Linked DNA regions of Homo sapiens: region 2 is linked to region 1. Evidence: chromatin contacts called from ENCODE Hi-C data. All regions are on one chromosome and are shown on one strand. The core of a region is the stretch at or near the end of the contact, and the rest is flanking DNA. Distances in the headings are between cores, read along the strand shown.

Region 1 (4,150 bases), core at 845-3,344:
AGAAGGCCTCCAGTACAAAAGATGGGAAGGAATCTACTCCCCAAAGCCTGGGAGAAATAGATCTTCAGGACTCTGAGTTTCTCCATTTTGACTCTAGACTTGACAGCTGCCTTCTACTCATGTCATGGTTTTTGCAAAGAAACTTGACAGTTAATATTTAGTGGGAAAGAAAAATCACTGGACTGAGTAGGGTTCTAGTATGGCCAGCTCAGTTTTATCTGTGACATCTGGCAGGGTCAGTTTTCTAGTCCTGAGTTTCCAGATAAGACCTTTTCCTGAGCTTCTCAAACTTTAACATGCATCTCGCTCACCTTGGGATCTTGTTGAAATGCAGATTTCTGGGTCCTATCTGCAAAAATGCTAAATCAGAAGGCCTTCGGTAGGGCTCAAGAATGAGCCTTTCTACCTGGGTGATGCCAATGTTGCTGCTTTGTGAACCACAGTTTGAGTAGTGTTGCACTGTACTCAGTCCCTCTCCCAAAACAGCCCCTAATAAACAGAAATATATACAAGAAAAACTTGACAGAAAGGCACTAAACTATAGTTGTTATCTTTATACCCTAAGGTCATGGGGAATTTACATTTTTTAAATGTATTTCTGTGTTTTCCATGATTATGTGTTACCTCTATATTATTTGAAACAAATAAAACTAATAATTGAGAAAACTATTTTTAAAAACTCTTTTCTTTTTTTGAGACAGAGTCTTGCTCAGTTGCCGAGGCTGGAGTGCACCGGTGTGATCTCAGCTTACTGCAGCCTCGCCTCCTGGGTTCAAGCGATTCTCCTGCCCCAGCTTCCCAAACTCCTGGGATTACAGGTGTTGGCCACCACGCCTGGCTAATTTTTGTATTTTTAGTAGAGATGGGGTTTCGCCATGTTGGCCAGACTGGTCTCAAACTCCTGGCCTCAAGTGATCTGCCCGCCTCAGACTCCCAAAGTGCTGGGATTACAGGCGTCAGCCACTGTGCCCAGCCACTATTTTTTAAAAGTCATAGAATAGCCCAGACCTTGAGCAAAGTCCCCACAGTGAAGTCCCAACCTATTTTCACATGATACTAGCCAGCTGCCTATGGCTCATGCAGAACATACCAAAGAAGACTCAGGTCTAGACTCAGACTGCCTCGGTTTCAATGCTAGCTCTGCCTCCTACTAGCTAGGTGGCTATGAGCAAACAAGTTATGTTCTTATGTCTCAGTCTCCTCGGAAAAAGAGTATCACTTCACAGAGCCACTGTATAGTGGAAAGGTGTTCATTTGTATAAACCCCTTAGAATGGAACTTAGCAACTAACGCTAAATTATAATCACTTCTCATGCCCAAATACATGACCCCACACATTCTCTGATTTATGTGAATAAAACAAGAATAACAACAAGTCTTACTCACATGGGGTTCTGCTGCCTCCTCCTCTGTGCAGTGCTTTTTGAGAAGTCAGGGCTGGGGAAGAAAAACAGGCTATGAAGTAACCAGGATTGTGTCTTCATCCCGGATACATCACAGTGGCATCTCCCAGGACCAGTTAGAAGCAACCCTCTCCTTCCTCAAAAGAGGTCAGGGACAATCCAGCTTCATGGACTCACAGAATTTCGCCACAGAACGGGAGTTTCTAGGAAAATTACAGTAGTATTGGTAATTCACGTGCCAGGCAGTTTTACACTTTTTGTATTACCTCGTTTTCTCTCAAAACATTCTATTAGGAAGTTTTTGCTTTTATTTTCCTTCAGAACAGCAAACGAAGGCACGGGGATTAACTAACTCGCTCAATGTGATACTGTATGAAGTGGTAGGGCTGGCTCATTAGGTGGGGGAGTCACAATGAGGGAGCGAACAGCCCGAGAGACCTTCAAACCCGACGAAGCATCACCCCAGCCGCCCGAAGCCAGTACGCCCCCAATTCTAACAAGCTCCGCCCAGGGAAACGCAAAACAGCATCCTGGCCCCTCAAACCTCCGCTCTTAGCCGCTACTCCTTTTTTTCCCCAAACAAAAGACCGCTAGCTGCTGACCACAAGTGCATTTCGGGGAAGTTTGAAAGGTTCCTGAGAAGCTGACCTGAATCACCAAAGCCAGGGAAAAGATGGCTGCTACGTCGTCTTCCTGGGCGGAAGTGCCTGCGAGTATCAGGAGGACCTGGACTACGCTTCCCAGAATTCCACAGCACTGCCTTCCTCGAGCCGGAAGTGCCTACAACTACCTAGAACGATTGGACCTACAGTTCCCAGGATTCCGCAGGGGAAACATTTACAGCCTTACTGCAGCTGAGCTATGCGCGACTACACGGAACTCCGGACTACATATCACAGAATGCTGGAGTTGGGGGAAAAACAGAACAGTACCGCCCTCCTGGACTACACTTCCGGAATGTCCAAGCCTTCTGATGTGGAAGTGTCCAACTACCTTGAGCTCCTGGTTTTCATTTCCCAGAATCCCTCACTTCTCTTTAGGTATTATTATGGTCTGAGTGTTTATGGCCCCCACCAAATTCGTATGTTTAAATCCTAACTCCCAAGAAGATATTAGGAGGTGGAACCTATGGGACGTGATCAGATCAAGAGGGCAATGCCCTCATGAATAGGATTAATGCTCTCTTATAAGTGGCCTGAGGGAGCTCCTTTGCCTCTTTAGTTATGTGAGGACACAGCCAGAAGGACCATGTATGACTTAGAAAGCGGGACCTCACCAGACACTGAATCTGCTGGCACCCGATCTGGGGCTTATGTGCCAGCAATTTCACTCCTAAGTAAATACCCAGGAGAACTGAAAGATATCCACACAAAAACTTGTTCTAAAAAAGTTCATAGCAGCATTAGTCATAATAGTCAAAAAGTGGAGAAGACCCAATGTCCATCAGCTGATGAGTGGATAAACAAAATGTGGTCTAGCCATATAATGCAATATTATTTAGTAATGTGAATGAACAAAATATTGATTCATGTTATAACATAGATGAACTCTGAAGACATTATGTCCAATGAAAGAAGCCAGACACAAGATACCATATATGGTATGATTCCATTTATATCAAATGTGCAGAATAGGCAAGTCCATAGAGACAGAAAGTAAATTAGTTGTCTCCAAGGCTGGGGAGATGTAGTTGGGAATGGGGAGTGACTGTCAATATGTAGGGTTTTTTTTTTCTTACTTTTTTAGAGACAGCGTCTTGTTATGTTTCCCAGAATGGAGTACAGTGGCTATTCACAGGCATGATCATAGCACACTGCAGCCTTAAATTCTTGGGCTCAAGTGATCCTCCCGCCTCAGCCCCCTGGGTAGTTGAGACTACAGGCATGCACCACCACACCCAGCTCATGTAGGGGATTTCTTTTGGGAGCAGATGAAAGAGTTCTAGGATTAGATAGTGGTAATCATTACATAATATTGTGGATCTTTTCAAAGATAGAAAAATGTTATGTGACAATATCCCCTAAAGCGTTAAAATGTAGCTAAACTCAAAGCTAAGACAGGGAAATCCCAACGGCCAAAGATGAACAGGCAAGTTAGGCCCACAGATGAAAAAACTGAATGATCCCACAAGGGCTGGGCATACTAGGTAAGAGCTAAGGAATTAATCTTGTGTGTGAATGGGAGTTAGAGTAGCCATGCATTTTGGGAGACATGAACTATACAATATTACAAATGAAACAGTTCTCTCCTCTTGACTGTGAACAAACAACAACCAACCAAAAACAAAGCCAGATAGCTCCCAGCTTCTACAGCTGTCTTGTGACTAACCTGAAAACTCTGGTCATGAGGAGGGTAGATGTAGACTGTACCTACAGTCTTATCAGTTATGGGGCAGAGGGGCAAGAAATTATTTGGTTTAGTCTACTGGTTTTGGTTACAAATTACCTTGAAGGAAGATGACCTAATGTGGTATCTGGTGATACAAAGAAAGAAAAAGAAAGAAAAGAATATAGGTACTGGATTTCTGAAGCCCTTTGTTCAGAAAAGAGTTAACATAGGCCTGAGACTGTTGTACTTAAAAGGCCTGCTTGCAACATGCTATAGTTTGATGGTGTTCCCTTGTTAAAACTTAATCCCTTCTTGCTTTTTCATCACTTCCACCATATGAGGACATAGCATCTGTCTCCTCCAGAGGATGCAGCAACTGGATGCCATATTGGAAGCAGACAGCAGCAGCCCTCACCAGA
Region 2 (4,150 bases), core at 464-2,963, 7.3 Mb after region 1:
TGTCACCAGGCTGGAGGGCAGTGGCACAATCTTGGCTCACTGCAACCTCTGCCTCCCGGGTTCAAGCGATTCTCCTCAGCCTCCCAAGTAGCTGGGACTACAGGCGCGTGCCACCACGCCCAGCTAATTTTTGTGTTTTTAGTAGAGACGGGGTTTCCTCATGTTGGCCAGGATGATCTTGATCTCTTGACCTCGTGATCCGCCCGCCTTGGCCCCCCAAAGTGCTGGGATTACAGGCATGAGCCACTGCATCCAGCCACTATCAGCAATTTAATCACTAGGTATATATTCTAAAGAAATGCAAGCAAATGTGTACCAAAATATGCGCACAAAATGATCATAGTCACACTGCCTGTAGTAGCCAAAAATTACAAGACAAATGTCCATCAAGAGTAGAAGGATAAGGCCGGGCACAGCAGCTCACGCCTGTAATTCTGTCTCAAAAAAAAAAAAAAAAAAAGAAAGAAAGAAAAAAAAAAGAAAAAGAAAAATTAAAACCATCTGACAAATCAGTAAGGGAAAATCAGGTGTGGGAGGTGGGGTTTGAAGACACCACATTTTCTCAAAATGGAAACTCCAGGGATCAGGTCATCTCATAGGCAAGAATTTTCAAGAGAAGGAAAGCAACTATGTCCTGACAAAGAAAAAGGGATTTTTCTTAAACAAGAGGACAGGACAAGCTACCTTGCAGGTGCCTTGTGGATGTTCAACAGCCATTCTTTACTCCTGTTCGGAGGCCTCTATCCAAGCAGGGCAGGGCTGAGGAAGGAGAAAGCAGTCAGGAAACATCAGGTTCTTCTGAGAGGGAGTTGGTTTGACTATGTCAGAAGTTATCTTTGCTCAGCCCCTACTGCCCATCACCTACAGAGGAAGGTCAGAGAAGTCTAGGGCATCCTGCTTAATCCGGGCATCACAGACAACGGTAGGGTCAATGCCGTTCTGGGCAGAACCTGTCCCTGAGCTCACAGGGGTCTCCAATGGCTGAAGTCACAAAGACAAAGACTCCCCATACCTACATTGGCTATACGGACACATAGTCACACAAACTCACTCACACCGCAGGGACATAAACGTCACAGGCACCCCAAACCTAAACACAACACACAATCACACACTCATACACACCACGGGGGTAGACACGGACACAACCACAGAGTCCGTGGGCATCTCTCAAATTCCCAGTGACATACACCTTGGGGTCACAATGACAACAAATTCACACGCACCCTCCATCAACAATATCACCAACGCGCGCGCACACACACACACGGAAGCAGCCACAAACCTCAAAATTAAGGCATACTACACACAGTTCGGCAAATGGTAGTAAACACACACACACACACCCCAAGGGGACATACAGTCACAACCGCGGTCCAGGAACCTCACACTCGCAAACACAGTGCCCAACCCGGTCACAATTAAACTCTACTCACACCCGCACAAACATAAACAAAAAGTCCTCCTCCCCGCCCTCACAGTTCCATACACGGTCGCACAGACACACGCCCCCAGTCACAACCGTACACACTCCTCACAATCGCTCCTTAGCCTGTTCCCCACGCAGCCCACACAGGTCGGGAGTTCCTGTCGCGCCAGGCTCCGAGCCGCCTCACTTACGCCTGTTCGGATAGGGTCAGCTCCGTTCTACTAGAATCCACACAAGTCGACCCTAGCTATCTCACAAAGCCCCAAGGCCGCTTGCCCAAATCCGCGGGAAGATCCCGCCCACTCCTCAAGAGACAATCTAGTTATCGCGGGAGAGTGCCCTGGGCCTAGAGGCTTCTGGGAAGTGTAGTCCAGAAAGCGACAGGTTGCCGAAAGCTACAGCCCAGCCATCCCGATTCCCCTGGCGCGGACTCTGGCACCAACAAAACTATCTCTTTGAGGTGAGCTGCCCATCGGAGCCTTCCGGGAGTCTCACCTGACAAGGAGTCCCTAGACCAAGCTTTAGTCAGGCTCCTCTGAGCCCTTTTTGCTTGGCCAGGCCTCCTCCATAGCCTGCGAACAGCACTTCAGCAAGAATCCAGCTAAGCCAGTTTAGTAACAATCCCCCCACTCTTGATACTTAACTTCCTCTTAGTAATTTAGCATCCTTTAACTCCTTCACCCAGCCCGTTAGCTATAAATCTCCAGCTGCTGTTGTATTGGAAGTTGACTATTGCAATAGTCTTTAACCAAGTCCTTCTTGCCTGTTTAAGTCCTCTGGGGCAAGCTTTCTTTCACCCCGCCCAGCCTCAGAGGGCGGCTCCCGGGCTTCCGCCCCTCCTCGGGAGACATACTGGACCGCAGGGTCTCCTGGGAAACGTAGTCCAAGCCTCGCCGGGGATAGATGGGCCCAACTAAAGTGTGCTGCGTTCTCTGGGTCCTGAGGCGGCAGTCTGGCCGCAGTGACCAGACTAACTGTGCCCCGGAGGCTGCTTGGAATTCCACTTAACGCTGGAAGCACGCAGACGCTCTTGAGGCGGGCAGCTGCGTAGCGTGTGGAGGAGCCGGGAGAGCGCACCCCAATGTGGCACCTGAGCGTCTGGGACCGAACCAGCATGGGGAGTCGGAAGGGGACAAATCCGCGATCCCAGTCATGCATGTGAGACTGGGCAAAGGAAGGCTCGAGTGTGTGTGAGACCGCGGTGGGCCTGCTTGTGCTGGTGGGATGAGGGGTGTCTGGGTAGTTGAGTGAAAGAAACCGCGTGCGGGTCAGATTGGTGTGTGTGTGAGAGAAGTGAGGTCAAGATGTGTGCAGCTTTGGGCGTGGGGAGGTCATATTGAGTGTGTGGAGGTGGGGGGGGCAAGATCGTGTATGGATCTGTGTATGAGTGTGTGTAATCACCTGAATGTGGGTCACTGCGTGGGTAGCTGATACTATGACTGTGGAGGAATCTGAACCTCCAAGTCTCATTTTCTCTTTAAATTGTGATAACAAGGTTGTATCTTCCTGGTGCAGCAGTTTTAAAGGGGGGAAGCTCCATTACTGATATAATAAAATAGCATTTTTTATGTAAACATTTAACATTCAGACATTTCTTCTGAACTAGAGTACAAAATCAGTTATGAGTACTCCAAGTAGTTTAAAAAAGAAACCCGTCATAATAGATGCATATGGGGAAGATAAATAGTGAAAGGGGAACTTCCTTTTCACTATACTCTTGTTAAATTTTTAAAATCAATGTGAGGACTCATTTGAAAACAAATATAAAATTAAAAAACTGACAGAAAGGGGAGCTAGGAGGAAATCAATAATTTTTTAAGCTAGAAACTTTGGGAGGTGGTAGAGGTTGCCGAAATATGATGGCAGGAAGTGTATGACAACAGGAAATGCTGATGTAAAATATAATCCTGAAGCTTTTAACAATGGCAGGAAGGGCCGGGCATGGTGGTTCATGCCTGTGATCTCAGCACTTTGGAAGGCTGAGGCAGGAGGATCACTTGAGCTCAGGAGTTTGAGACCAGCCTGAACAGCATACTCTCTACAAACAAAACAAAACAAAAAAACCAAGCATGAGTGCGGTGGCTCACGCCTGTAATCCCAGCACTTTGGGAGACTGAAGTGGGTGGATCACTTGAGCCCAGGAGTTCAAGACCAGCCTGGCCAATATGGTGAAACCCCGTCTCTACTAAAAATACAAAATTAGCTGGGCGTGGTGGTGTGCACCTGTAATCCCAGCTACTTTGGAGGCTGACGCAGGAGAATGGCTTGAACCCGGCAGACAGAGGTTGCAGTGAACTGAGATCGCACCACTGCACTCCAGCCTGGATGACAGAGTGAGACTCCGTCTCAAAAAACCCCCAAAAAACAAGGGGACCTCCTCTTTCGGCTTTGGAGCCACCACCCCCCCAACCCCCATCTCTGTATGGGGGAACTTCTTCCTTCTGTCTTCTCCCTTCCTTCTTGCCTATTAAACTCTCCGCTCCTTAAAACAAAACAAAATACAACAAACAAACAAACAAAAAGACCCAAAAAACAAAAACAACAAAATTTGGACTATACAGGCAAGCGATCTATACCTAATGTGGCTCTGTTGCTCTAGTTCTCCAGCATCACATTCCTGTACAGCTCCATCTGAACATCTTTTAATTATGGCTAAGGCTCTTGGTTGAGTGAGGCAATCACATTTTTGTATGTTTACCCCACCAATGTCTCCTAAAAAAC

The links. A loop is a pair of places that touch in the nucleus more often than their neighbours do. Pooled maps may share reads with other maps.
Region 2: a pooled map shows a loop between it and region 1 (9-fold over the local background). The contact joins the promoter of ZNF345 here to the promoter of ZNF226 in region 1. A Hi-C loop is called at or near these places in 5 of 50 pooled maps.

Annotation. Positions count from the first base shown.
Region 1 is chr19:44,163,044-44,167,193 of GRCh38, reverse strand. ZNF226 (zinc finger protein 226) reads right to left here and starts at 2,094. Exons shown (of 6, transcript NM_001032373.2): 1 at 2,052-2,094; 2 at 1,387-1,437. RefSeq lists enhancers at 2,073-2,192, 2,253-2,402.
Region 2 is chr19:36,848,439-36,852,588 of GRCh38, reverse strand. ZNF345 (zinc finger protein 345) reads right to left here and starts at 1,713. Exons shown (of 3, transcript NM_001242472.2): 1 at 1,621-1,713; 2 at 685-759. It also overlaps a transcript of ZNF790 not described here. RefSeq lists an enhancer at 1,951-2,190.